Regions from separate parts of the Homo sapiens genome. Here region 2 is linked to region 1. Evidence: read pairs that join two places in POLR2A ChIA-PET (ENCODE). Cell type or tissue: GM12878. All regions are shown on one strand. Each heading gives the region's core, and the rest is flanking DNA. Links, peaks and the distances in the headings are about the cores only. Region 1 overlaps CHCHD3 (coiled-coil-helix-coiled-coil-helix domain containing 3). Region 2 overlaps CHCHD3 (coiled-coil-helix-coiled-coil-helix domain containing 3).

What was found. ChIA-PET counts read pairs that join two places held together with the same protein. Peaks named below come from ENCODE experiments on the same cell type or tissue, not always from the same donor. Only the 100,000 strongest peaks of a DNase experiment are listed, where the experiment ranks them.
Region 2: POLR2A ChIA-PET joins it to region 1 with 5 read pairs; 2 of 35 experiments call an interaction of 5 or more read pairs at or near these places.

What each region holds. Positions count from the first base shown.
Region 1 is chr7:132,874,765-132,890,423 of GRCh38, forward strand. CHCHD3 (coiled-coil-helix-coiled-coil-helix domain containing 3) reads right to left here. Exons shown (of 8, transcript NM_017812.4): 5 at 10,898-10,981. Among named protein-coding and RNA genes, the nearest start is that of MIR3654, 150 kb to the right of the region's middle. In GM12878, for the core only: no CTCF peak of the experiment used is centred there; a DNase peak (open chromatin) is centred at 8,157; H3K27ac peaks cover 1,224 bases.
Region 2 is chr7:132,792,678-132,808,336 of GRCh38, forward strand. CHCHD3 (coiled-coil-helix-coiled-coil-helix domain containing 3) reads right to left here. Exons shown (of 8, transcript NM_017812.4): 7 at 3,765-3,900. Among named protein-coding and RNA genes, the nearest start is that of FLJ40288, 150 kb to the left of the region's middle. In GM12878, for the core only: no CTCF peak of the experiment used is centred there; no DNase peak of the experiment used is centred there.

The sequences.
Region 1 (15,659 bases), core at 6,705-9,204:
TGGACACCTAAACACAAAAATTAGATACCTTGGGCTACAGTTTTCTCAAAGACTCTTGGAAAGGGTGAGGATTAGGAAGAGAATTCAGAGAGAAAGAAAACCCTATCCCAGAGCACCGCACCTTTAGGACCCTGAGGCAGCCTCTTCTCATTGACCTATGCTTTTGGAACATGGTGCAAAGGGCGGCAATCCCAGGGTGCTTTCAGGTCCTCAGAAGCCCTCAGATTAGGAATTCCAACAGTGAAATTCTACGGCTACTCTACTTTTACATCCTAGGATGCAAGCTAAGAAGGACTAAAAAAAATGTAGGTACTAGCATTATTCAGGGCACAGAAATCTCAGGTGATATACTGGGATAAATTCATCTCAGAACAATTCCATGTTTTGGGTATAATGGTGAAACACATCATGCAGCATCCTCATCCTGGAGGCTCTAAGTGTACGTAACTTCTGAGAAGGCCTGTAGAAAAGAAATCTGTTCAGCTTTGTGAAACCTAACATTCCTCAAAATTATTTGGCCATGGAACCCACCCCATTCCTGGACGAACACATTAATTTTAAAAAAATTTATCCAAGGTTTATTATGTGCCAGGCACTATCACAGTGATTAAAGGGGAATGAGTTCCGGTCCTCAAAGGAACTTACCTATTTAATGTTTATTTTCAGAAAGAACTACTTGAGGCAACCAATGTATTGGGGTCTTCATCTGATAATTTAACCTGATGGATCTCTCTAACCTACTAACTTTCCCCCCAAAATCCCATGATCTTTAGCTCTTGAAGGGACAAAGGTAGTAAAAAGGTAGTGTTCTTCACAAAACACACAGCCTCCATGGGCCCATTGCGCCACTGTGTCAACTGAAAGCTCCGTGCCAGATACCAATGGGCTTTTGTGCCATTTGTATTCATCATTATATCTTTGAATAGAGCCTGGCTCACTGTAGGAGATTAATAAATGTGTTTTTGAATGAGTGGTGAATGCCAAGGACTCCCTCTAGTCCCCAAAATTCTGATAAGAATGACCAAAGTTAAAATCCTATCTTAGTCTACACGGACAAATTGGATTTAGGTTCCCTTCATTAAATGCCAACCTTACTGTGCAAACTTGCTTTATATGCCAAATTCAGATGTGGGCACTTCTATTTGATGATGTTATGAGCTAATATTATTTGCAAATGTTTTAATGACCAAATATATCTTTTTAACTGAAGCTAATGTGTTGAAACGTAATCCTTACAGACGCACAGCTGTCTCATGGTCTGAACATAAAACTGGGATTGAAGAGCACTTTCTAACAGAAGCACTGCAATTTCCTTTAAAAAATTTAATATTCATGTACTTTAATTTTTCAGTCAGTAAAATAGGAAAATACGCATTGGCTGGTCTGCCTAAATGAAGTACATTTGAAATTTATAAATAAGCAAGATGTCAAGAAGCAAAACAATCACTAACTTTGAAATTGGATGTGAAGAAAATTCAAAGGATTTAGCCAATTTCAATCTCATACGCAGGAAACATAATGATTTCCTGGCTGTAATATTCTTATCAATAGCAAGAAAGGAGCTCAAAGAAAGTAAAGTGAGTAAATAATTGTTTTTCAAATAAAACAGCCTGCTGAGCCTTCCTAAAATGTAAAGAATCTTTAAAAGTGGAATTAATTTTCCCTTGATTTCACAATGCTTTATTTCTTACCTTGTCTTTACATATTCAAGTGGCATATCATTTTTTAAAACCATCAGGGTAAACAGAATCTAATTATTTTATTGTGTAGCCTTTCAAAAGGTAAAGGAAATGTGAAGAGTTGAGAAAGTATGCAACCCATATTGTTGGCATCTCAGCACTTATGATCATTACAAGCACTCACAAAAAAGCAATACTGGGCTTTAAAGCTGCACTGTATATTTTCTCTTTCTCAGAGCCCTGGGGCTATCACTGCAAAGCACAGTAGTCCATTCTAAGCTCTGAATAAAGAAAAGGAAGAGATCATTAAATTATAATTTCCATGCACAATTGGTACAAGTATTTCCTACCAACAGGATTAATATGAAAGCAAGATCCCAGAATAAAGCTGCTCAGCAGAGAGGATGGCAGTTTAGTGTCTTGTAAATTTGATTTTACTGAAAGCCCTGACACATCATAATAGTGAAATCCTATTTACTGTAGCAAGCAGGATGGATAATGCTATTTAATACCGCTGTACTGTATGCCATCAACTCACAGCTTTGTACTCCATGTTCTCATCTTACCTTAAGGTTAATACTTCTTGACAGCCTACATGGTAAATAGAGCCCCAAATTAAGTGCTGATCCCATGATTTGCAAATCTTTCCTCTAAAGTTAGACATAGAAAAACTGACTCCAGTTAAAGGGATCATTTTACCTGGATGCACTTTTAACAGCTCACCCTAGAAAAAAAGTAAGTCTCATATCCCTAAAGCCAGATTTGAAAAGCAGCTCAAGGTTACCTAAACCACATTTCCCATTCGAAATTTCAGAGAGGTTAACAGAAAAGCCAACGCATTTTGAGGATTTGTTGAATAATGAATTAAGGATAAGACCCCCATATCCTACTATACTGTATTGATATTTTTCCCCAGAGCACAAACTAGGGAAAAAAAATATCTTGCTTGCTACTTTTGGAATATCTGCAATAATAAACTTCCTTTAGGAAAGCAGGTAGATTGTAAAATGGTTCCATCTTTGCACCTAAGTTATAAATGTGTCAATTATGTTAACAAAAGATATGCTGATACTGGGCCTTATTCATTTTTCTACAGAACAATTAACATCTAAGTGCATTTACTTAAACTATCATTACTTGTTGATGATAAAAAAAATTGAGAGTAACTCAATGTACACAATCCAAGCCACTTTAATAAAACCTCTGTTGCTTGTGACATTACAATTAAAAGTGGTGTAGGCTTCTATTAACTTCAACATCCAAACCTGTGGACTACAGAACCTCATCTCTGTTTGTGTAGCTCTCGGTAACTATAGAAACCACAGGGAATCTGCCCTGATCTCCACATGAATGAAGAAGCCAGTACAAAATTTCCCAGTGTCAAAGGAATAGTCTATCTCTCTAGGTTGACAAGTGCAAACTAGTATAACCCACGTAGGCACATCTACCAGGAAGTTACATTTTTAACTCTCATGTTAAATTTACTCTGTCACATTGCAGGGCCAAAATGAGTTAACCACATCACCTAAAATCATTGGCAACTGTTTAGAAAGCACGTCGCAGGGGGGAATATCAAACGGTTTCTTAATCCCATAAACCAAGTTTAAGTTATCTCCCCATCTCCAAAAAACGACTGTTTATATTTTAGTATCTCAGATGTCAGTAGACTAATTGTGAATCCATCCTGCATTAATCCCTTGAAAAGGTTGATCCAGCTTCACTCACTGAAATATTTTACAATGACAGACTTCACCTGGTAGTAAAAATACATAATTTCTTCCCATAAGAAGCACTCTGGGCTGACAATAACCTGTTCTGTTGTCATTTCTCATTATTATCATTGTTGGCATTATTTTTTCCCCAAGCTTCACACAGAGGAGCACAGAAGCAAAGGTACTAATTGAGAAAGAAGAAGTCACACACAATCAAAAGCCAATTAATCATACAGATGAGCCCAACACTTTATGATGCAATAAAAGACATGTCATCTGCCATAAGTGAGAGACTTTTAAAAATTGCTCATTTGATGTAAGCATGACCTTAGAATTTAATTAGCAACTCTCTCCACAGGTGACAAACTAGTAATATACTTTTCTTCTTAATGGCAATTTATTTTTCACCATTCTCTTTGTATTATTCTCTTTTGCCCAGCTTATCTAATTCTCTCTCCCTTTTAATTCTGTGAGATTTCCTGCAGTCTGTATGCAAATTGCTGCTGAAATCCAGAGGTGTCTGAAAACTGAAAGCAATCCATGCCACACTGGCATTTATGATTCACCAGATAAGGGATTCAGGTGTGTCTAAGACAAAGTTTCTGCCTTCGTGGAACTTCTACTGGATGACTGGGAAGGCAGTCATGAACAAGTTAACAAATAATGAGTAAACTAATTATAGATCTGGAAGAGTGCTTTCAAACAAATAAATAGGTTGATATGACAGTTAGAGACAGGGTTCAGAAGTCTAGTTTCTGATAGTCATTAGGAAAGCCTAAAACTTGTAAGGGAGTCAGAGACAGCTATTCAGAGGTGGGAAACAGCATCCCAGGGAACAACAAAGGCAAAGATCCTGACATGGGAAAGAATTTTGAAGGATGGTATACACTTAGCAGATCTTCAATATAGTAAGCACATGATGAATAATAGGTAATATGTTTATAGACAAGGAGGCATCTATTTGATTATATGCCATGGAAAACTAACCTAATAAAATTAGTCTTCCATTTTTTACATACAGCACATAGAATAATATTTTAAGTGGCCCATCTTACAAACATATCTTCATATTTAAGAATGCAAATAAATTGTAAATGCAGTGGGGGGAGGTGTAGGGAGGAGTTCTCAAAGAACAAATGCATGCCACATCACTGGGTTACTCAACATTGTATTATACCTAACTAAATTTTCTGATTTCCCTCAGCTCCTCAAGCCAAGAGGGCTTCATGCTGAGCCAAAACCCCATCATTCTTAGGAAAGCCAAGAGCAAAGTGGATGCCATAGAGCAAATCAATTCAAATTCATAATGGAGAAGTTATACATGCAAAACACATTATCAAAGAGCTCAAGTCTTCAACATGTCCTGGGGAGACAAGGCCCTTCATCCTGGAAGACCCATGGGAGACTGTGGCTTCTGCCCTCTATGACACGATAACCACGGTCCTACCCCTCGCTTCCCTCCCACAGGACCAACAGACTCCTGAAAAATACACATTTTCCTGAAGAACACACAACGATCCAAACTCTGATGAAATAACTATCAGAACACTTTGTCAAAAGTAAAAAAAAAAAAAAAAAAAAAAAAAAAAAAGGTTTGCTTTCTTTCCAGAAGATGGAAAGAGATGAAAAGATGGAAGGCAGTATTAATCAAAGTATGAGCAAGTGAATGAAGACCTCAAGAAGAAATTTTTAAGCTGCTTTAATGACTATAAATTTCTTATTTCAACGTGAAAGAAGCACAACTCGATATTAAAATAACTCTTAGGGGTATCATGCTGTAATCGCTAGGTAATAAGACCTTACTTATTCTTTTTTGGTCAAATTTTCCCAGGAAATGTCAAATTCTGGGAGAAAATTATGCATTTTTGAATGCTTAACACTTTTAGGTTATGAGGTAGCATTAATCAAATCATAACGTCAGGACCCAAAAAGTTGTATTAGAAGCTGGTAAGAGCTAACTTACCACACAAAGAACTAATGCTACAATCAGCAGGATTTACATACAGAATGAACATCTTCAAGTTGGTACTAGACAGCAGCTAAATGCTTAAGCATGGAACCTGGCTCAAATCCAGATCTATCATATTTTGGCTGTATGTTCTTAGGTGAATTACTTTAAGCCTTCACCTAAACAATAGGGCGCACAGCCACACAGGGTTGTTGGTAAGTATAAAATGAGACAATCCATGCAAAGTGCCAATCACAATGTAAATGCTCAGTAAATGTTATCATCAGCATGTTAATAAGGATGCTATAAACAATAACAAAATATTCAAAGTTAAACTTGACTTTCTCCCAGGATAGAATTAAATTATGAATTTAAATGGCTAGTGAAGAAGATACTAAACATTTGTGTGTATTTTAAAACTATACACTAATTGCATAAACATAACTTCATAGTATAAGCTTAGAAAATCTAGGATTCATTCACTGTGCTATTTGTAGAAAATACAGAAATATGCAAGTTATGGAACCTCAAAAACAAAAGAAAAAAATAGAAAATACAGAAATATGAAAATTAGCTCTGTGTCCTCAGGAGTGTACAAGATAAACACACATAACTAATCACAAGTATTATAAACAAAATGTGGCTATCATAAAGAGGTATAAAGCATTATGGACATATTTGTCAATTATACAACAAACAAAAATAAAGTTGGGAAAACAAAAAAAACAGAATTCCCTGTGAGACTTGGAGACTACTTCGTAGAAACACTTAAGAACCTTCTCTTTGAAAGCTGTTCTCAACTTCCTCTCATGAAATCACCAACCAGGAATTAATACTATCTATGTCTCTTATACCAATAATCAGGAATTAATACTCTCTAAGTATCTTTCAATTAGGCAAGACACCTAAATGTGATATCTCTAATGTTCACAGAGATGCCATTGATAACTTAGCAACATTTGAGTATGAAATAAGGACTTAAAAAATCTTTTCAAATGGCTTTGACCTTCTCTCTCAGTAAAGTGTCGCTGCTTTTGAAAACTCATTCTAAAAAGGGTGAAATCAGTGTCCAGTTAAATTACACTTATTACTCCTAACAAGTTAGTGAAAGAAGAAAATTATATCAGACTCCTGGGTGAAGTGGCCAATATAAATACCTGGGTAGAGGGAGTTCCATTCACACATGGGAATTATCTAATTAACAAGCAGTTTATTGAAATAGATCCAAGAGGCAAATCAAGCTGTATTACAGAACTAAATGTACTTCACATGTTCAGTGCACTTTGATTCATACTCTCAAAAGAAATCTGCATCAAGCCAATATAAATGAATAGTTCAAGTCATCAAAAAGTGATAACGTGTACAATTGCTGTGTTAATCTAGTTGATGCGCAGATGGTAAGGTTATCTCAGGAATCTCCCTCAGAATGATTCTGTAAAAGACTCGTTGATGCAACATCCCTCTCCATTAATGATACACCATCTGGTATCTACTTTATAGTTTCATCACTTCATTTAGTTAAAAGAGGAAAAGATATGTGCTTATGTCCACTTTTAAACCACAGGCAACCTGGATTTCCTAGTAAGTTAGATGATTCTGCAAATTATATTAATATTAGAATCATTTCTTACAATACGAATTAATGGATTCAGCATTTTTACACTGTCTAATACAAAAGTGTGTGCAGAATTCCTAATAGAAATAGTTAGACATTGTAATTCTCACTGCCATCACAATACAGAAGAAAATCTCTTTACAATCTTTTGCATTACGCCTAGAAAATACTTCATCATTAGAGACCTAAATGTCTCTCACATATTCCTGGAAGAAATCCAAAGTGACAAAATTCAACTTGAGTACTTTGAGAATGACAGTAACAAACAAAAACAGGACTGTACAGAAATGTGCAAAAGACACAAGGAAGTTGAATAATATTAATTCTATGATTATCGTTATCTTATACACAATGGAAAGTAAGCAAATATTCTTTCATGGCAACAGCTGATATTTGTTAAGCTCTTTCCAGCTTTCAAGGGGCTTTTACACACTCATCTGATCTACCCCCAATCACCATGAAGATGAGCAAGGAACAGAGTATATCCCCATTTTGCAGATAAAGAACCAGACACCACAAGGGATTAGGTGAATTGCCGAACAGCCACATGACAAAAGCATACCTTCTGACTCCTTGTCTAACATTCTTTCTTTTACTTAATGTGGAGTTATCGAGTATTAAGTAACAGCAGTGTATATATTCCACCTTAGCTTTCTAAGCTCACTGGTGCTTCTCAGATTTCAGTTTCAACTGTAGGATGACCACTTCCCAGGCTGATCTTCAAAAAGGAAAACAATATATTCTATATATATATATATATATATATATATATATATATATATTCACAATAATTTGATCTTATCATATCGTGTCTATCTAATCTTCTACCACTTGTTCTACTTGGTGCCAAAAAGCCTAACAGTTTATTTGTTGAGCAGTTGTTGAGCAGATAAGTTCAATCTGCCAGAAACAAATCTTCTCAGACGTTTGTACCAATCAAATTGGTGAGTCTATGAGAAATGGGAGAATATTTTTCAGTGCCTTTTCTTGAACCTGACAATAATTAAAGGCAAGTTTATAAGGTACCTAACATAGTAAAACCTGATGACAAAGAAAACTGTCATTGGGTGAGGAAAAGCAGGTGCCAAGTATATCACCTCAAAAACTTTCACTTTCACTCATTTAACATTTACTAACTCTGATATGGTTTGGCTCTGTGTCTGCACCCAAATCTCATCTTGAATTGTGATACCCACATGTTGAGGGAGGGACCTGGTGGGAGGTAACTGGATCATGGGTGTGGTTTCCCCAGGCTGTTCTTGTGATAAGTGAGAGAGTTCTCAGATCTGATGGTTTAAAAGTAGTTTCCCCTGCACGCTCTCTCTCTCCTGCCACCATGTGAAAAAGGTGCCTGCTTCCCTTTCACCTTCTGCCGTAATTGTAAGTTTCCTGAGGCCTCCCTAGCCATGGAGAACTGTGGGTCAATTAAACTTCTTCCCTTCATAAATTACCCAGTCTCAAGCAGCTCATTATAGCAGTGAGAAAACAGACTAATACAAACTCTAAGCCATGTACAATGCTCTAGGTATAGAAGTAAAACAATTAGTGGGTGAATGGTTACTCTGTGCTACATACTATTACAGGTGCTTTATGAGTATTAGCTCATTTAACAAGTGAGGTAAGTACTATTAAATCATCACTTAATATATGAAACAACTGAGAGGAAAAATAAGATGCTCCACATTACACAGCAGGGAAATGCCAGGTCAGAAATTTGAATCCAAGGCATCTGACATCAGAGCCTTGTGCTCTAAATCAGAGTTCTGCCCACTACAACGAGGGAGCCAAATCAGGCCCAGTACCTGTTTTTGGTTTTACATTTTTAAGTGGTTGGAAAAAAATTTAAGCAAAATTTTGTGATGTGTGAAAACTATATGAGCTTCATACTTCAGGGTCTTTCAATTAGAACAGAGCCACACTCATTCATTTACAGTTGGCTTTCTCTGATTCCACATTACAAAGGCAGAGGTGGGGAGCTGCACAGAAACCAAATGTGGTGTGCAAAGCCTAAAATATTTACTATCCAGCCCTTTACAGGAAAAATTACTGACATTCTCTAAACCATTTCACTTTATGCCTATTCAACATCTCTACTTCAATGTCTTAAGTGTCCTGAGCTTAACATATCCACAATCAAACTCCTGATTTCCTCCACCACCAACATCCCAATCCATATCTTAAGAATCTTCACCTGTGGAAAAACCTTCTAGTTATAAAAGCCATAAACCTAGAGTTTATTCTTTCTTCACTCATGTTCAAAGCCATCAGCAAATCTGGTCAGCTCTACCTTTAAAATACCGAACCACATTTCATTACTTCCCCTGTCGGCACTCAGACCCACACCAGTCATCCCTTTTCCGAATTACTGCCGTAATTTCTTACTAATTCTCTGTTGCTTCAACTCTTGCCCAACACAGCAGCCAGAGGGTTCATCTGCTCCCAAACCCCCCAGCCTTCCCAAACATGCCAAGTTCACGCCTGCTTCACGGTTTTGGCAATGGCTTGCTTCCCTATTACCATAGGCCTCTTCCCAAATGTCATCTCAACAGAGAGTTCTTCCCTCTGTACCCAACTCCATGCCTAAACCCCAGCCCTGGGACTCTCTTTTCCCATTTTATTCCTCCCGAAATTATCATAACCTGCCATACAATATGTATTCTGGTTTTAATTGAATTTAAGCTCCATGAAGACAGATGTTTACCTCATTTTCTTCACTAGTACATAGCTGCTGGCACAAGACCAGGGTGCTTAAGTAAATATCTGCTACATGAATGAGAAAATGCTCCCTACATTCAAGAGGTACTCAGTTCGGTAACATATGGAGACAGCAAACACATTTAACATATACATAACTGTACTGAGTGAGGGTTAATAGTGTATTTCTTATTTTTTCCTATTTTCTTATCAAATAACATTTTCAACAAATAAAATTTGGAGGGTTTCATTCAAAAGAGAGAGAGCTTACTCTGCAACCTCATGGTCTATGTATGAAATTAATCTAGATAACCAATCTACTTTATTGAAAAGGGCACTGATAAGGTGCTCAAACTCTCATTCTTAAACTCACTGCCTTCTTTTGTCCATCTCTGTCCAATTCTAGACCCATGCTGACTTGACGCCGTATCTCTTTTCCTTCTCCTAACTCATGTTTAACTTCTGCTATTCAGCTCCTATCTACCTCTCCTGAAGGAGACATTCATTTCTAAACTACAAATGCAGTGAAACTGAGTTTTCAGAAAGAAGATATATCCTGCCAGGTGCAGTGGCTCATGCCTGTAATCCTAGCACTTTGGGAGGCTGAGGGAGGCAGATGACTTGAGGCCAGGAGCTCAAGACCAGCATGGCCAACATGGTGAAACCCTGTCTCTAATAAAAATACAAAAATCAGCCAGGCATGGTGGTGCATGCCTGTAATTCCAGCTACTCAGGAGGCTAAGGCATGGGAATCACTTGAACCTGGTAGGTGGAGGTTGCAGTGAACCAAGATCATGCCACTAGACTCCAGTCTGGGCGACAGAGTGAGATTCCATTTCAAAAAGAAAAAAGCAAAAAAAGAAAAGATAAAAGAAGATAAATATATCCTTTAAAACACTACCATTTTTAAGAGTGTACTAAAGTTTAGTCAATGTCTGGGAGAGATAAGAGTAGCAGTGTACTGTCTGACCTGGAGGCTATGTAGATTCTAAACATATAAGAAAAGTATTTGCGGTAGGTCCCAAGTGGTAAAATGCATCAGTGAACAAATAACGCAACCATTCCAAAGTGACCAAAGAAAAAATGACATTGTTACAGAGGACGAACTAACTACCTGCTTTGCTTCTTCACTTCCTGGCCACTTTACAACCAGGAAAAGCAGTTGAAGTTCTAATTTATTAATTTTTAAATAAATATACAAGAAAACAGCAGATGTGGTAATAGAATCAATGATAAAAAATAGTCATACCCTCTCCTCCAGTCTAGCCAGCTGTTCTTTGTAGAATGCATCCTGCTTCTTTAGCACTCGGTCTTTCTCTTCCAGCTGCCTAGCCTAAAAAAAGAAATGAGGAATATACTATATCAAGAAAAAGCAGCAACAGCAAAGCAAAAGTCAAGAATAAATTGCATTAGAAATAAGAATACAAATCTGAAGATTTTTGCAATCTATTAGGTCTCTGCCATAGAAAAACATTAAGATGATGATTGCTGTATTTAAATGTAAAGAAGAAGTCCGCATTGTATTTTTTTTCCCGCTGTAACAGCTGTGTCCTATTTTGTCCAAATATATTAGGAAACGTCAGAATACAGCACATAACAGACTCTTATTTAACTTCCCTATCAAAGAGTAATTTCAAGGATTAATATTTTGTACAATGAAACTTTAATTTTATCCTGGGCATAAGATACATGGCTCTTTTTTGAACAAAAAAGTAATGCCTAAATAACATTTTGTACATAAATCTTGTGTTTAAGAACAGTTAATTACCTGCAAATAAATACATACATTGTTCTATTTCCCTTTATGTAAAGAATTAATTGTTATGGAAGAGTGGAAACAAAAACTACCATAATTGTTTATTTCAATAATTCAAAATAATCATAATAAATAACCATATTTAAAAGTAATTTTAAAAGCTTTAGTTATTGTACTTTCAATTTACAAGATTTTTTAAAACAAAATCAAAACAAGTATAATATTTTTGGTTCTTTAAACAATGATGAAGATGGCTACTTACCGATATTTTTCAAGATTTGTAAAAAAAAATGCATTTCTTAAACTAATGTTGGTATCTTGAATATTATGTTTAATTGGCCTTTATCTCTGAGGGATGAGACTTTCCTATATCACTCTGAGTTAGATTTTGTTTTCAACATATTTTTTGCTCAGTGAATGCTGAATATATGCCTGACTACAACTTATAAGAAAGTGTGTGTGTGTATATATATGTGTATATATGTATATATGTGTGTATATATACATATATATACACACACACTATATATAGATATATATATTTTTGTGTGTATCTTTTAATAAACAAAGTATATATATTACTTTTAATATGTAAAGTGTATACATTTCTTTAATTGTATGCATCCAGCCATCCATTAACAAGTATATATTTAGGCATTCCCATCCTTGTGCTATTTCACCAAAATTCTTTTGCTAAATGATCAAGTATTGTCTGTTTCAGATGTCAAGGTGCCTGTCTACTCAACTATCTGCTTAGTTTAGGTGAACTACTTGCACATTTATAGGTTATTGTTTTGCTACTTACTTTGTCTTCAATATCCTGCAGCATGTTAAAAATAAAATAAACAGTTATTTAACAACATAAGTACTGTTTTTTCCTAATTTCACACACACACAAAATCTGATGGATAATATTTAAAATGCAAGCCAAAGAAGGTAATGGAGAAAAAATAAAAAGGAAATGCTTAACTTGAGACACATTTTAATGTCACTATGCTGTTACAGTTTGAATAGAAGATTTCAATGAAAAGTACATGCTGCTTGGAAGCATATGAATAAATAAAAACAAATACAATGTTAAGATTAGATTAAAGTACATTCATATACAAGTATATAATCTATGGCTCCCTGGTACAACATAGTAAAAATTTTATTAGACTGTTAAGAATATGAAACAAAAAGTAAATGAATTTCAAATCTAATATACATGACTACATAATCTAAAGAGAAAAGACCTCTTTAAATTCAACATAAAAACCCAAAATATAAATAAAGAAAATGAAAAAGAATAGACTCATAAGAAACTGCATAAAACAAAAGCATTATAAAATCCAAAGAAGAAGCAAGTAACAAAAACAGGAAAAGAAATCCCAACATGTAACTGGGAGAGTTAATGTTATTAACATATAGAGCACTGAAAAAAGAAGCCTCATCCCCCACTCCTCTCCCCACCGAAAAACAACAAAAGAAATATACACAAATAAACTAGAAATCAACACACGAAAAATACAAATAATAAACACATGAGAAAAACCCAACCCCACATCAAATCAGATAATACCAATTAAGGTAATATGGTGTCATTATTCATCTACCAATTAACAAAAATGTAAAATAAAAATACTCAATATTGGCAAGGATATAAGAAAATAGGCTCTCCTATACACTGCTGGTCAGAATATAAATTGGTATACCCATTTTATAAATCAACTGGATAAAATTAACAAGTCTTTAAAATATACCTATGTACCAGATCTAAAAACTCTACTTATGGTACTCAAGTACTATATGCAAAGATATTCATTATAGGGTTGTTTAAACTTCATTACAAGGTTGTTTAGAATTGCAGAGAAATAAAAACAAACCAATCCAATGGCTAAATGAAATATGTACTCAAAGTATACCACTTAAAAAAGAAAAAAGAAAAAAAGCTATATAAAGGCAGTATAACCTCTTTTTTTGTAAGGAAGACGAAGAGAAAAAACAAAAATAAAAAAACAAAAACAAACAAAAAAGCAGAAGGATATTTTACAAAATGTCAACAGAGGTTACAGCAGACTGGTAGACTTATGGGCGGTATCTATTTTCTTATTTTTGCTTCTTTATATGTTCAGAATTAAAAAGAAACATACTTTATAGTCAAGGGGCAAAAGGAAGAAATTTTTTAAGGTGAGCAAATGAATATGTTTCTTGATTGTGGTGGCGGTTATATAATTACATGCACTTGTCAAAACTCATAGAACTGTATATCAGAAAGAATGAATTTAACTACATAAATTTTAAAAATGAATATAAATTAAGTATACTAAAATTTATAATAATAACTATAAATGTGTGAATGTGTGTATAAATCATTATTATCATTAATCTTCTTATGTGGCCAATTTCACTTCCAGGCATTCAATCCTAGCAAATATTAAAATATAAGAGTATTTACATCTAAGAAAATGCAACCAGCATTATTTAAAGCAACAACTAAGAGTGAACAATAGATGTTTGGGTAAATAAGATATAATCTGACAATAGGATATTGATTATAAAGATTTTGATCCAGCCATATAATCAAACAGTAAGAGTCCTTGAAAGCTGATATCGTAACAGAAAATTAATTTTTTAAAACTCAAAATATTAAGTGAGAAAAAAAACACGTCATAAAATAGCATGTGCCCTAAGCTCCTAATTTTGCATGAGAAATGGGGGAGGGAGGAGCAGAAGGGAGGGACAGAGAAGGTTGAGTACTTGTTTATATGGACATGGAAAAAAGTGTAAAGTATGGTAAGATGTTATAGTAGTTATGATATATGTAGTGGGATATATTATTTGGACTGTTTCTTATTTCCTATAATGAACAGTTAGTACTTCTGTGATCAGAAAAAATCTTTTAAACATCAATATTCCATATGTTTACACTTGACTATGAGATGGAAATGTAGCACTGAGGGCATCTAAAAGAGTGAACCTATTAAATAATTATATTAACAATTCAAAAAATTTAACAACTTGAACAGTTATAGATAGCATGGAAATTGTATTACCTACTAAATCCTGAATGTATCAGCACCTGGTTTTCTCCCCCATTCAATGTATGGCATTATCTACCCTGGCTATTAAAACACTCATACTAGGTAATGTTCCCTTTGTTCACAAAGTGAGATTTTTTAAAATGCAAAAAAAATCATAATGGATATTCCATTATCATTATTTAGAAAACACTAAGAGAATTCAACACTTGAGCCTGCTGAGGACACCGCATCAATCAACAAATTTAATTTTGAAGAGCTGATTACAACCTAAATAAAGGGTGTACAGCTATATGCTCACTCACTTTTCTAAGATATGATCCTTGAAAAAGTTTAAAATAACATGTCCAAAGCTCAGATGTGTACACTAAAGACCAAAGAGGGCAATATTTCCTAAGACCCAACACCACCAAGTTATAGGCCAGCAGCACACATCTTTCCCTGGATTGCAAACAGAATCAATAGTTTGAGATCCACTGGGAAGAATAACAAAGTAAGAAACATGGCCACAACACTTTAATAGCACATTGCTTTGAAACAGTTAATATGATGCTAGGAGGAAAAGTCACACGATATGAATCCTGAAACTTAAATAAGCCTAGAATACATTGACTAAGCTAATAGCTGCTGAGGATGGAGAGTCACATTCAACTTTAAAAAAGTAGTAAACCTACTGCAAGGAAATGAAACTCCGTAGAGCTCTCTAACAGAGAATCACTGTAAATGAACAAATAAAAACAAAGAGGACTACAACATTATTTATTGATATAGAACCATATCTTGGGAAAAAATAATATAAAACATTTTTCCCCATCTACTATTTGCTATTCCTAGAAGAAATATGTATTGAATAGTTTTCAGATCTTGCCAGATTCGGGATAACGTAACTGGGCTGGAAAATGTGACACAATGTACTTAAGTGGATCATTATGGAAAACTAGAATATCCTATAATTCAAGAGAAACAAAGAAAATATGGAAATCAAGTTTAAGGAACCCAACACGAACATTTTGATGTCTTAACTTGGTGTTGATAGCTAGATTAAAAGTGAAGTACGTATGTTTACTTCCTTAAAGACTTGTCTCTTTTCAGAATAGACTTGAAGGGGCTTTACAACAAAGGCTATAATAAAGTTTATACAAGAGAAAACTGGGATTATGAATATAACATACTGGGCTGATAGAAACTTTACCTTCCCATGAATAGTCCAGGCTAAATCTTCATAGCACACACTT
Region 2 (15,659 bases), core at 4,967-7,466, 84 kb before region 1:
GCAGAATCAGTCCTAGAATAACAGAGCTAGATGGCCCTCATGGATCACCTGGTTCAAACCTTCAGTTTATCAAAGCAACTGAAGCTCAAGTCACTATAATTAGATTAGGATTGCAGCAGCAGTATTTCCTATAAACCCCACCCTCCCAGTGAACACAAAATGTGCCAGAAGGGTCCAGCCAGCTTCTGCATTTTTCTGTCAATAGCAGCAGGGCTGGGAAAAAGCTGAAATGCTTAGACTAGCAACTCCCAATGCAGCCCAATTCTACAAGTAAATAGTAGAGAGGTGGTATGTCCCAGGGAATGGTCCCAGACGTAATGCAGATCTGACAGCAAACCCTTTCGACACCCTTCCCCTTTTTTAAAAAACAGAACTTGGGCACATTTTGGTCTACCCATGAGCAAATACTATTGGCTTCTCATTCCCGCTCCTTTCCATTTCTCCTGTAAGGTAGGTGGTGTGCATAAGCATGCCTGTTCATAGGCACGCTCAGAGGAAGAGACATGACCTATTTGGTACAAGCAGCACCTCTCCTACCTTAGGTAGGTGTAGCAAGATAGAATGGGAACCAGGTATCAAAGGTAAGAAGAGGTAATCCAATCTTGCTGAGCTTGAGAAAGTTATGAGGCTAAGCAGATATGAGAAACAAAAGACACAGGACTATGTATCAATCGATGTGCTCCTTCCTTTGTAAATGCTGTATCTCATACAGCCAGCCAGCTGGTAGCTTTTAAGTCTTAGAAATAATAATTAGAGCTATTTAATATCTCTTTACCCTCATGAAGAGCACATAAGTTAATACACAAGAAATAATAGCCTAAATGTCTCATGTCAACCCATGAGAAATTGTTGAAGAACAGCTGAAGAAACACTGATATGAATAAGTGGATAAATAAGCAGAGAGGAAGAGTAAGGCTAAGGAATATCCGGAAATTTTCCTAACAGTAAAACCTATTAGTCTCTAGAACAATGCCCCAGGGAACCCGTGAAAGGCCAATCTTATGAGTTATTTAAAAGTGGAGTGGACTTAGCCATTGGAATTATTCCATGGGGGAAACCCTTGCACTGTGTCGGATATGGACAACACTGCCTAATGGCTTGTTGTCATGTATAGTATTTTCCATGTTTAGCATGTCCAGCTTGTTCTCTGGATTTAACAGGAAACATAAGAAGAAAATGTAAGAAGTTGGCCCATGAGGAACTGCTAAAATAGGCAGTCGGGACTACGTATCTTGCCGGAGTCTCTTAACAGGGGCACAGCTGGGGTCATGAGGTTAGCCTAAATTCACAAGGAGCAAAAGGACAACCTGGTATTGGAAGGAAAGTAACTGCTCATGAAACACTGATAGAAGCTCCTTCTGGCCACTGTGGCGTGATCTTAAAATGGGCCAGTGCCAAGTTGCCCCTTTCATCACGGGCTTCATCAACCCACTCCCCATGTGTGACCTTCAGACTCTGTCCCCCGCTCATTAGATCTTCCACATTCTGTGTCCTCCCTTTATCGCTTTCGCTCTCACTTTCCCTTACTGCCTTATTTCTGCATTAGTGGATGATGGATGGATGCCCCTTCACAAACTTACCCACTCAAAAACCAAATGCCACTTATGTATTTTGAAATTTTTTGTTTTTATGGCAAGGTACATCTTGGTCTAGCTGTTAAATTCACTATTGTGACTTCCCTGAGTTTCAATGCTCTCAACTGGAAAATGGTGAAAATAAAACCATCTCTATTTACATCTCAGGTTGTCATAAAAAAACAAGTAAAAGAATGGATGTGAAATGACCTTGCAATCCTAACTACTGCCGAAATGTAAGGTGGTGCAGGTTCTTGGTTCTCGTCCATTTCAATGTTGCCCATCTCAGGAAAAAAGGTTTGAGGGCTTCTATCTTTTTATTATTAACTTGTATTATACACCTCCTAATAACTGAATATAAGAGCCACGAAAACAATAGATACTCCAAACATACTAGCTGAACATAAAAGATTGGAGAGTGAGGGGGAAAAAAGAGGGTCTCTTTTGAAATCATTAATAATAATTTGATGCTTTTGGCTGACCTGTTTAGTAAATTTCAGCACAATAATGCAACTGAGGAAAGAAGGGGAAAAATAAGATTTACTGAATACTTTATATAAAGGTAATCCTCACAACATTACCCCAATTTACAGATGAGAAAACTCAAGCCCCAAGGTCACAGAGCTGGTAAAAGGACAGGGTACAAACCCAGGTCTGCCAGATTCAAACTCACTATCGCGCCATGTGGCGTATTTGCTTTTGTCACAAGTTAACTTTGCTTTATCCTATAAATATATACCATTGATGTCACAAGACTATATGTAGATAATTCAACACAACCCAGACAGGCAGGATGGGGTCAGCACTCCCAATGCCCCTGCAGCTGCCACTGTGGTAATGTTACAAATCACATGGTACAAACAGGCACGTATGTTAGAGACCAGCATTGAAACATACACTTTGTCACAACCACTCTTTTCCACTGACCACCAGCTCAATAAGGCACTATTATCAAGTTAGAAAAATCCATGAATCAACCTACGAGTCTCAAGTCCTTCAGTTCATATTCATATTGAAGGCTGGGGTTTATTAACAGCATATCAGAAGCTGTTTTCGACAAATAAAACGTACTAACTTAACATTAGCAACATTACCTGTACCAAAGACCTTTAATGAAAAGGATCCCTGGCATACTACTAAGAGTTATACAAGTGCAGCTACAAGCAAGAAACAGAAAAAAGCTGCCAGCCACTAGGCTTTTGAGGACAACATAGGCTTTTAATAAATCTTGATTATATTCTTTCCACTAATGTTACTTTATTTTCCAGCTATCCAGATAATACTAACCCTCCCGTCGGATATTTGTAGAGTATAAAAATTTTACACCAAGTGATATTATTATAACTACATCAAATTAGACTGCAGAAAGGCATGCTGTGTAACTTAAACACTAGATTTAGTTGGGTTAGAAGGTCAAATCTATGGAGTTTGTCAGCAGAAGGAATCAACGTTTCCAACAATTTCTGCCTCTCAGAACAACCATATCCAACTGTTAAATTGGTTAAATGATAGGCAATTATGTGACCTGCCAGAATTGATAATTTGCTTCAGGGTTTATCATTAGCTTTCTAAAGTACATAAATTAGAGAAAATGCACGTCCTGTGAACATCATATTGTTCTGATATGAAGGGTCAAGAGAAGAATATGGCTATGGTCTATAAAAGCAGTGGAAATTCTTTTTAAAATGCTATCTCTGGTTTCCCTTTCCCTGTCCAACTAAGTGAACTCTATCAACTGGTGGAAGCGTTGGACAGTGACTGAACGGTGGTGTTTTGTTTTTTTTTTAACCTGGCCCTCTGCCTACCTACGGCTTATGGGCCCAAAGGTGCCAGCTCTTAATCTGTATCCTCTTCGCTAGCTCTAAATATTGGCCTAAAAGTATGAGGAATGACCTTGGGAACATTATTATTAGAAGACAAAAGTTCAGGGCAAGTGGAAAAAAGTATAATTGTAGTAGAATCCTTTTTTCTGCAAGTAAATGAGTTGTACATAAGGAAGATATGGGCTCTTTGACAATGATCGGACACAAGTTATGCCCTAATCAACTCATTACAGTAATTCTTGATGATGATGACTAGGGCTTAGAAAGCTTTTTCACACACAGTGGCCCATTTAGTCCTTACCACTGCCCCAGGTCATCCAGTTTTCAATTTGCCCAGTGCCCCCAGTGGCCTGGCTGGCACACCTACCTGTTTGGCATGATTGACACAGTGCATATACTGGGTGGCCAGAGCGGAGCATTTGAGGGTCTGGTGGGTGTTCTCACGGTAACACTGAAGAATTTTGGCCTGCAGATCAGCACAGACTGGATGAGACTCATATCGCCTGAAAACAAACACAGGGACCGCTGAGACCAATGGTCTTCATTCAGAATAAAAATCAAGGTTAAAGAACACATAAAACGCACAGTAAGACACAGATGTTGCAAATGTAGAAAAAGGTTTAAGAGAAAGAATTTTCCTTAAACTTCAAAGATAGCTAAATTTTTCCCATGATAAAAATGACAAAGGGTAAATAAATTCTAAGAAATTAGTTCCACTAATTGACACTACTGTGAGTTAGTCTGGACAATATAACCATCCCTTCCAAACCGAAACCATATCAACATGCCAGAAACTTGGAAGCCCTAAGTTCTCTCTTCCATTCCCATATCCACTTGGTCACAAAGTTGGAGATCCCTACGGCCTGGTCCTCCTGCTCCACACTCACTGTCGTTACATTGCTTCCAAGTGAGCCACATCCTGAATTCAAGAAACAACCTCCCAGCTGGTCTCTCAGCTTTGACACCCTCTACTCCTGCCTGCACACACCTTCCAGAGGGTTCTTTCCCATAGGAAATCGAAGATGGTCTCTTTTCCCAGCACTTTCTACACAAAATACAAGGCCAGCTGGCTGGTCCTTCTTGACCAGGTTCCTGCCTACTCTGTGGCCTTCACCCCCCAACCCTGCACACAGCTGAAGCCTGGACAAACCCAATTCAGGGTTTCGTTCTTACACTTCTCTTCAAGTCTAAGCTCATGCTGCTCTTGCTTCTGGAAATGCTCTACGCCCAAACTCCCACCTATGCCTCTATATCTGGAAAAAACCTACTCATCCTTTGATACTTCACTCAAGTGTCAGCTTTCATTAGCTCTCCACCCCCCAACCCTGGTACAGTCTATCATTCCCTTTATGGTGACCCCATTGGTCCCGTATTCACTTTTCTTGCCATGCATGTGACACTGACTACACCATAGTCTAATACAATTTAGCAACCTACATTTACTAGAATGTAAATTCCAAGGACTGTGACTTATTTTCTTTGTTACCTCAGCTATTAGACATCGGAACCCTACAGAAGTCATGTAATACATTTACTGAATGAATACAAATCGGTGCAAAGAAAACATTTTAAAGTCCCCTGGGTTAAAATTTTGCTACTTATACTTACAAATCTCAGATTTTAGTCAGATTGCTTCTGTGAATATGTGAGACCAAATGTAAATGTTTCCAAAAACCTTATAATATATGCTTGAAAAATGATAATGAACCAAATGAGTTATACGAATGAAGGTAAAATATTCTGATTAATACGGCAGGGAAGTTTGGACTGCAAGGATTAAATACATACAGAGAAAAAAAGCACAATATTACTACTTTTAATCTTGAAATTCGTGTTTTTTCAAATTAGTCTTAATACAAGAAGCTTCCAGTCTTATCACTTCTATTTTTGAAATTTAAATTTGTTATTTCCATAGTAATCTTGAAATCACATTATTTTAAATTTAATGGGTTCAAACAAAACCCCTAGAGAACACAGGGGGAATATTTCTCATCAATAAGGAAACGCCTGGGTGATGATTTGTCTCATTATTTTTATCCAGTACACTAAGCTAATATATATTTTACTAGAATAGAAATGCAAAGCATGTTGGTGGTTCCCTGACTTCCTACTATCCTCTAAAGAACACAGACATACAGAGAAAAAAAAATGTTTCAACAATTTTTCTATAACATCACTTTTACTTTTTCATTCATTACCTTACTGCTTTGTCAAATACCTAAGAACAGAATTAAATAGAATCCCAGGAGTTTCCATGCTTTAAGATTTCAAACTTCAGATGTCTGTGAATTTTTCTGGACACAGATTTCCCTAATCCTTTACCACGAACATCAGGATTTAAAAGGAATCAGCCGTGCTTCAAAGAGTATAGGCACAGATACCACTAAGTGACTAATTATAGCAAGACCTGCATCTAGATAAATATCGAATAAAATATGATTAAGCATCAGATCAGCTGAACCTAGCAAATACATGACTAATGACTAATAGCTCATAGGAAAGCAAGGTTACATTCTATCCTAGTGTTGACAACTGATCGTGTCTCCAATGTGTCTCAGATTTAAAAGCAGGGGGAAGGAGGTGAGGAGGGAAGGCTAGAACAACCCTGACCAGATATGCAGCCCTTCCTCATTAACATACGGGAAAAGACTGTAAAAATGAGCATCCACACACTGCATGTCATAAAGAAGACAGTTTATTTTTTCCTTTAAAAAGTCTACTCACGATGGGATAATTCACCTCATGTTATGGACTCCTTAGAAAGAGGTAGTTTAAGTTGTAGATAAGCATGTATCCTGGGTTGAGCTATTAGTCATGCAAGTTAAAGTCCATGCGTTATTTATGATTTGAAATGTGTCAAAATATACTTTTATCACCACAAATCAATACTACTCACTTCCAGGGCTCTTGATTTCCTGTTTGGTGATCTGTTCTGTGTGTGTGTGTGTGTGTGTGTGTGTGTGTGTGTGTGTGTGTGCAGTCATCCTCTGAAATTCTTTTTGTACACACTTCAATCTGTATTAATGATTTGATGGTAGAAAGAGGGGAAGAGGAATGGAAATCAGCATAATTGTCCTCCAGCTCCAGGAGTAGACTCTGGGACATTTTCTTGGATTAATCTGTAAGGGTAAAGGTTTGCCTCTGTATTGATCTGTAAAGCTTGTTATACTGCCCTAATGCACTGTTTTCACTTTGGGAAAATGCTAAATGAGATTGCTGTCTAACATTAGAAGGCCATAAAACACAAGCCATGGCACCTTCCATTCAGGATAAAGGTTTCAAAACATTTCCAATATGCATTATGGTAAACCCTCCATATATTCATAGAGTCAGCAATTGACTTTTATTGACTGCTTTCATTCCTGCTGATGGAAAAAGCCCCTATTAGGCAAAAATAATGAAAGGCAGACTTTCAAGATACCTAGGAAGGAAAATTAAGTCTTAGCAGCAAAGGACGATTAGACAAGTTAATTTCTTTGTATGTAAGGAAGAGGCAAAGAAATGGTGAATGACAATGGTAAGAGAAGGATGAAATATAGATTTGGAAAACTTAAAACACTAATAAAGAAGTGGGAAGATCTAATAGTTACTCAAAAACATGTTTAGCAAGAAGAAATCGGTGGAATAGAGTCAACCTTTGAAAATATACATGTAACAAAAACAAGAAAAAAAATCCAGTTTTGTGGTCACTTGAAATTACTGGGAACCTTTCATGGATCCTACCATATGTATGCACATCTCTTTTCTTTTCTTTCTTATACTCTTTTACTCTGCTCTTCCCTTTCTCTCCCCTCATCTCCACAAGCACTAGCAGCCCGCCCTCCCTTTGGCCCTCCCTACCCCACACAGTGGCACCAAAGGCCCAAGGGGTTGCTGACAGTACCAAAGGTAGAACTGGAGTCCCAAAGATTTGACCCCAGAACAAAATCAAAAGAAGCACTTCTGGTAGATATTCTGTAGCCTGTCACCAGTAAAACATTCTTTGGCTAATGTTTAATGTTAATATTCACTTAAAAGGCATCTAAAAAAATATATATCCAAGTATTTTTTCTCCTTATACTAACAGGTCTATTGTAGAAACTTTGGAAAAAGAAAAGAATAAAGATACACATTTAGGCTGTTTCTAATTTTTCACTGCTTAAAAAACATGGTGAAGGACATAAATTATTAACTACCATTTCTGATTATTACCTTAGGAGACTTTCCTGTAAGTTAAATTAACTGATCAAAGAGAAACGAAAACAGTTTTAGCAAAAACAAAGCCAAGGGAGTATTCAGAAGTCCCCTCTTAAGACTCTATAACACAGTTACACTCGGTTATCTGTTTTAAAACTATCTGTTGGTTCCACTGCTGCCTCTATTTTCAAGTCTTAGAACCTTCTTTGATGTGGGTCTGAGCTTTACATTTCAAGAAAACTACTTACCCATCTTTTTAGTTCTGCTAATATTAATGGTAAGGATAATAAGGTAACTTCAGAGAAGGAAAAAATGTGGAGATAACACTCCTCACACCACTCTCCACTCAGAAGGCTAAAAAAATCATGTAATGACAATCAGTTAGCAGCCACAACTCCCAAGGCTCTAGAGGACACTGAAGTCACTCATTACGAGTCTAGGCATGCAAAGAAAGGATCCTTTCCCTGTACCTGAACCAGAAGTATGCTGAGAGAGTTCTACAGATACTATGATGAAATACCAGAGAGAGGGAGAAGAGAGGGAACAAGAAGGAAAGAAGGAGGGAGAGAGAAAATGAAGATGAGAATGGCTGGTGTTAAAAGGAGAATTCTATTTTTTTTTTAACAGGTTCTGATAATGCATCCTTCATGGGATCAGGTGGTCTCATAAAACCATATTTTACACTAAAAGCCGACACACAACACAGTCAGGGAATCAAATCTTTAGGTCTAATTCCTATAGCACAATGCAAAAACTTTAATTTTTTCTCTACCAACTTTTCATTAGCTGTTAAACCCAGTGATCAGGATTTCTGCTTTTCTTTTAAAACACAAAACTAAAGCTACTAGGCACATTGCCAATATTTAAAAATATGTAATCATTCACTTTTGTTTTTCTCATCACTTATAATTAATCTATCGTAAAATGCAATATGAAGGAAGAAAATATTTATCTGAAATGTACTATATTAACTTTTTATTTTTAATTTTACCTTAAATCTAAATATCCTAATATTTGTTTTCAGAGTAAAATGTAGTCTCTAATTATGCAAGATCTGAAAAATTCAATTTTAAGCTTTCCTGACATTCTTAATAACTGCTAACCATTTTATTAATGACATTTCCATTTGAGCTGTAATCAAATTTCCACAATTACACTTCAGAAGTCCCTCTCTAAAGTGGTCCAAACAGCTCCAAAAGCTGCCTGCTTTGTTTCCATTTGTTTTCATATACAATTTGAGATGCTATTTCTTTTGATTACTAACATGATGAATGTTAACTAATATGTTTTCTACCATCACAACACAAAATGCCAAGCAGCCTCCACTGTTACCAGAGAAAGGAATGCCAACCTGGACATCACCTAGCTCAGTACTTAGCTCAACGAACCAGTCACACTGAGAGCAGACTATGACCTGTAATGAGGGCCATACTATTTAATCAAATAGCTACAGCTTGGGCTTTAAAAGAAAAGGTTAGCTTTGGCTAGCTAGAAAACAGAGCATATAAAATTCTATCCTATAAACCCAAGGTTTGAAAGAATAGTTTCTATCTGAAAATACTTTAAGACTTAACATTTTAATTTTAATCCACTGTTGACTTTGGAAAAAGATGTCAGGTTCACAATTCCACAGTCAGATCTACGTGGGGAACGTGACCTGGAGGGCAGGAGGGGAAAGCACTGCCAGCCTTCCACTCCAGTGTTAGGACCCTGAGTAAAAGCCCTAAACCCAGGAAAATCCAAAAGAGAGGACCTCTGGCCACCTATCCCTGCTAAAATGAGCAACAGTACTCTATATACACAGATACACAGTTCTTATGCCAATAGGCCTCATACACCCTAAACAGATGGGTACAAACATACCAAAGTGTAAGGTGAGCAAACAACTTTTCAATTTTGCAATATGTTTTTCTTTTTCAATAATATTGGGTCCTTGGAAATGATGGGGGGCAGGGTGGAAAAACCTAGGAGAGCAGGACTCTAATAACATGTGGCCACGTGACAGCTGGTAGGGGTTGGTGTCTTCTCTGTGGTGCTCAGGGGAGAGTAACACACCCTGACACGATGGGACTCCCCTGCTGCCTGGTTTCTTCTCAAGCCACAGCTCTCATTCTACCCTTCACAGAAAACCCTCTTGGGATCTTGCCAACTGCACCAAACCCTGAGCTGGATCCCACTGTATGGGCTCACCCAGCACAACTGAAGAGCTGGAGAGTTCCTATTCCTCATTAGAGGTCTGAACTTAGGAAACTGGGTCTCCAAAGAATGAGGGTCCCCAGTTTTGTTTAGTTGTTTAACAGGTGGAAGGATTTGGGAAGTCAGACATTTGGTATGAGGTGGAAGAAACAAGCCATTGGCTAATTTTTACTTTCCACCATATCTTGGTGTTCTTGACTTATATTTGGGCTACATATCGCTAAAAAGGGAGATAAAATTTTTACTTAATTCTTACTTAAAAGATACCAGGACTAAGAGGCAATAATTGTACAGAGTTTGGTGACTCAACATAACTGATGGCAACATGAACTCAATCTGGAAGGACCCCAAATAAACTTCCAGATCACATATAATTTAGAACAACCATGTACTCATGGGATGCTATTTTCTCAAGCCTACAAAGTCTTCTCAACAGGCAAAATTCTACAGCTAACAAATTGCGCTTTCGTCTGGGTGGGAAGCCTTTATTTAGAGAGCTATAAGCCATCCCTCCCTCCCTTTCTTTCTTAACAATGCTTGAAATATTGTTATTGCTTAACAAATGTCAAATAATAACGCTGTAATAAAAACAAGCACTAGTGGGTTAACAATGCAGTTTTCTAGCAGCAGTTATATAAAGTATTCTGGGTAGAACTACCTCCTAGCATGCACATAGTGGGAACAGAATAAAATCACAGCCCATAGAAGTAGCCCTTGGTTATAATAATTGCAAATTTGAAGATTATTCTCTTTGTCCTTTCAAAAGATCCACAGGTATTGGAATGAAACTGTTAAATCCGAATCTCCAAAGGATATATCAATGTGTGAATGAGACCAAGTAATCTTAACACAGACCAAACTTTTTATTTGAATATCTCAATTAGGTTTCAGGGTCAAGAAAAGCATCGTTATTATTACTATTATTAAATAAAGGCATGGCATTTACTCTCTCCTGACTTCGTAAAACAACTGTTTAATTACATAACAGAAATATGTTCATCATGAGCCATATACAATGCATCAATCATAGATTTTTCCTTAAATAACTATTTTCTTAAATATCTATATAATGTATTCTACTTATGGTGATACCCTCGAGGCTTTGTGAGTTATTTCCAATCCCTCATGATGCTACTTTGGAATGTTCATCAAAATTGGTCTTAGGATTAAAAACATGAGGGTTGGTTGGTTCATTTATTCCTTTATCTACTCAGTCACTCCCAAAACAGAAGGAAGACAGGAGGAACTGGGATAAGTTGAGGAAAGCAGAAAGATATTAGGAAGCAAAATAATCTATTGGAACTAGAGGAGAAAGGGAAGGAATACACTCTTCCCGGTGGTGGGTTGCTGTGCCCAGCCAGTCCCTCTGTTTTTTCTCCACCTGCACGAATCTGGCAGGTGGAGAAAAAACAGAGGGATTGGCTGGGCACAGCAACCCACCCACTGGGAATGACGAGGGAGAGAAATGGGGAGTTCAAGGCTGGGAACTAAAGCAAACTATGACATCTTGTCTTCGAAGGTAACTTTAATTTCAGGTTCTTGAAGGGGTGGTACTGCCTTTATCACCCATTTTTCCTGCAGAAAACCTCATGTTTAGAAGGTAGATAACTGGAAATAGCCAACACGGGAGTCCCCAATGTAGCCAAGGGACAGGGCACCAGGCCTGGCAATCTACAAGGTTTTTCCAACAAAGGATACTAACAATCAACCTAAGACTTAATGAGAAAACTGAAGGGAACATCAAACATACCCTCCCAGAAATAATCCTTCCCTATTTGGAGAAATACATACTTCATGGACCTTCTTATATCACTTTCCTCAATCTATTATAATAGCTTACAATCACAGACTCTTGCTGTTGGGTAGTATGCAAGCTGCGTTCTGTGCAGAAATATAAGTGGGCACACATTCATGCGGAGCTTCTATTTTTAGGTGATTATAATTTTTCACAAAGAATTGCCCTTTGGGATGAATTTTATATGCTCATTCTCAGCTGAGGGGTGACTCGGGTGGTGCGAAGTTTGGTGAAATTTCATTTGAGTAGTCCATGCATAAAAATACATTCCAGTACCCCTACCTCTTCCCTGCCGTGATCAAATTTAAGAGAGTGCTTTTAATACCAAGAGAAGTCAAGAACAGTTTAATTTTAAAAATTTCAAAACTGTCACATATCTCAATGAGGACTGTGACACATTCTAAAAAACTAGGTTAAGACCAAAATTTAAGTTTGTGGTGAGAGAGCGTGTTACATTACTTTACGTGATACACTTTTTTCTACTACATTTTAAAAGCAAGATCCAAATACCAGATACACACTGGAAGGACTGTGTCTGGCTCCCTTAACTGAAAGAATTGCAAATGTATTTATTTTAGGGACAAGTGAAGAAAAAAAATTATCCATATTGATTTGCCCTTTAAGTGTCAGAGTGCTAAAAATGAAGAGTGGCGGGAGCAGCAGTGGGAGGAGGGGTAGAGTCAAGCCTTTTGTCTGTTTTCCATCCCTATCGGTTACTTGAAGAGGAGAATGCTTAGGCACTGCTACTGGAAGAGGGAAATCCCAAAATGGGGCCAATAGGCCATGCTGCCAAACTTCCTTGGATGCAGTGCTGCGAGGCAGAAAGAATGTCATGTGGACATCAGAGCTGTGCCACTGTGTACAGACTAGGAAGGGGGAGTAAAGGATGTGCAGGAACAAAGGGGAGGGGAGAGAATACTAAATACTCCCCCAAGAAACTTATTTACTGGGGGAGAAACATACACACTCATAAAGGTCACAAGTAACACAAGGCAACCGAAGTGTCAAGGAAACAGTACAGGCAGTATACACTACAGCTGTTCTGAGGGCATAACCATTCTATTGTGCGTGGACAGTGTGGGGGAAGGGGTAGTCTGGGGGGGTTCCAAGGAAGAGAGGAGATGGGACTTTAAAAATCCCACAGAGTGAAGGGCAGGACTGTAAGACTCAGAGGGCGTTTGAGAGGATCTAGGTGAGCTGAGGTCCAGGCTCAATCGAGTCTGGCATATTCAAGGGACTCAGGTTGTAGTAGAGGGTTGGAAGGGTTGGGTAGTGCTAAGAAGGGAGGGGCCGGGATATGGACAGTCTGCCAAGAAGAGACAGCACACCTAGAGTCTATCCTGCAGGTGTTGACAAGCCACTGGCCTTTCTAAATGAGAGGGTGAAGTTATAAAGGTACCATCTTGAGAAGGCGGATCCAGTGTAAAAATAAATCAGATGGATAGAAGTGGAACTCCATGGCAGAGAGGTCAGTGGAGCAGCACCCAGCTATAAAGATGAAACAAGCTGATGAAGAGAATGATCCGGCAAGAATGGAGGCATGGAAAGCAAGGATGGAATGATGTGGTAACTGAGAGGACATGGAAGTAAAGAAGAGGAAGGACTGAGAGAATCACAGGATGGCTTAGGCCTTGGGGATTTAAAGAATAAACATGCTCGAGTAATGACAGGAAGCTCAAGTGGAAATGACACCTCCTCACCACGATCTAAAGCGTGGAGTTGGAGCTCAGCATGATGGCAGGGCTACAGCTGCAGTGTCAAAATGCCCTGCAAGATGTGGTGGGGAGCATAGAGGCAAAGGGCAGAAAGGACAGCAGAAGCTTGGGGAACAGTCCATACCTGGGGGTGACAGGGAAGGAAGATGGAGCAGTAGGGGAACTGACCGTGGAGAGAACTGGTGTAACACAGCATCACAAGGCTGGGGAGACCAGAGTTTCACGACAGAGAAGACAGTCAAAAAGAAGGAAGACTGATAAATGGCCAAGGAATGTGCTCCATAGCAAGCTGGAGAAAGAATCTGAGCAGAGAGCGTGAGGCAGAAGCCAGGTAGAAATTGGTAAAGAAGAAAGTGGGCAGTGAAGAAGAAATGGAGGTGGCAGGATGAGGTCAATTCCATATCCTTTAGAGTGCCTGTGAGATACTAGGCACTGTGGGACAAGACCAAGAGACTGAGTCAGGCAGACCTATCTAGCCCATTAAGAACTGCTTTAAAGGGACACATCTGGCAACAGTAAAATACCAAAGGGAAGGATTACATCTGGCTGGAGATGACTAGGAAAAGTTTTAGATGAGATAATGGAATTTCACTAGGGTCTTCAAGAATGGAAAGGGCTTAGGCAGTTAGACATGGGATACAAAGGCATTCTAGACAGACAAGTAAATGAAGGAAAGGCAGCAAAAGAAGAGAGAAGAAAAGGCTAGAGCTGGAGGCAGTGACATCTCTAACAGACTTTTTTTTTTTTTAAGATTCACATGGAAATTTACATACAGATTAAAGAGCCAAAACACTTTCATCAAGGACACATTCTGCAAGCAGACCATGACATTCCCATCAAGTAGAGGAACCAGTAAAAATGTGCTTAAAAGTTAGGATGTCAGGGAAGGTAGTGTGAAAAGAGTGAGTTTTCAATTCTTTGAAAGAAAGACAAAGAAGGGCAGGCAGAAAGGAGGGCATGGTCCTTGCAGACCTGGTGTGGTTAAGGAATAACACTTCGATTTCCTAAGAAGGGTGTCCACAGTGAAGGATATTACAAAATGAGGCTGGTGAGATGGGGAGGAGTGGAAGGAAATGGTTTGCTGGGTGGGAAACCTCACCAGCTGGGTCAGTGCTCTGATAGCAAGAGGGATTCTGGTGAGTAAGCCCACGCATGAGAAAAAAGCAGTACATGAGAAGAAGGTTCTCCTAAAGGAGCTGGACACAGAACAGCAGAGACGGAGTATGAACTTGGGGGAGGCCCCGCTGCCTGGCCCTGCAGTGGTACCTGAGCAGGTGTAGGGGACCCCATGATGGGAGATGCTCAACGCTGGCAAGGGATACTCCAGGTCCTCTCTGCCCCCCAGGCTGTACTTTCCACTACAGCATCTAATTTTACATATAAGGTAAGTATATCTAAGGCAGGAATATATTTACTCATTTACTGATGGGCTTCACCTCACACTTATACTGAGTGTCCAGTACTTCCAGCCCAAGTCCTTTCTTGCTCTCCAAAACAGACGTGCAGTAAAATGAATGGTTAATGAGTAATGGAAAATGGAATAAGAGTTTATGGATGCTAGACAGCAATGATTACTTATTCTGCATGAGCTCATGATTTCACAAGTTTAATTTAAAATCATATACCATGTATATGCTAACATACACATAAATATATATATATATATATATATATATATATATATATATACTTGACATAAATACCTACACTTGATCTTAGCCAAAAGGCTGAGAAATGATTATAAAATATATCTGAAAAAATACACAATTGCAAATAGCAGTTGCTTCCAAGCAGGGGAGTTGGATAGGTGGCCAAAGAGTTATGAAGGAGATTGACTTTTGCATATAATATTTACATTTTCTATCATGTGCATATATTGCTTATCAAGAAATAATGTTCAAAAATATACGGCATTTTATTTATATATATTGTATCCTCCGAGAAATTGCTGTAATGAAGTTTGCTTTTCCCTCTAGATGCCTGGGCACCACAATTCCTAATGGTGATGCCATTTCCACACGTTTTGTGGCACTAAATAGAAAACTGATTGAAAACTTAAAGACGACAGATATGAAATCCCACATGCAAACTCTACACAAAGACCAAAATGTAAGCTGGGAAACAATTCATAATGCTCCCTACATTATCAGCCTTCAGCACAAGTTTGGCACAAACCCTTCTGATTTAGTATCTCAGTAACCTTGTGAGAAAAGACACAGAGAAACCAACACATTATTGAAGTCATGGGGCAAGCCATTGGGTGTGAGGTGTAACACGAGCATTTGGAAAGCCTGGAAGCTTTCTCTATTCATGAAATTGTAAGTTGGCCCCTTCTCTGTCTTTTTAATTGCTCTCTCCCCACCTGCTTTCCACTTTTATT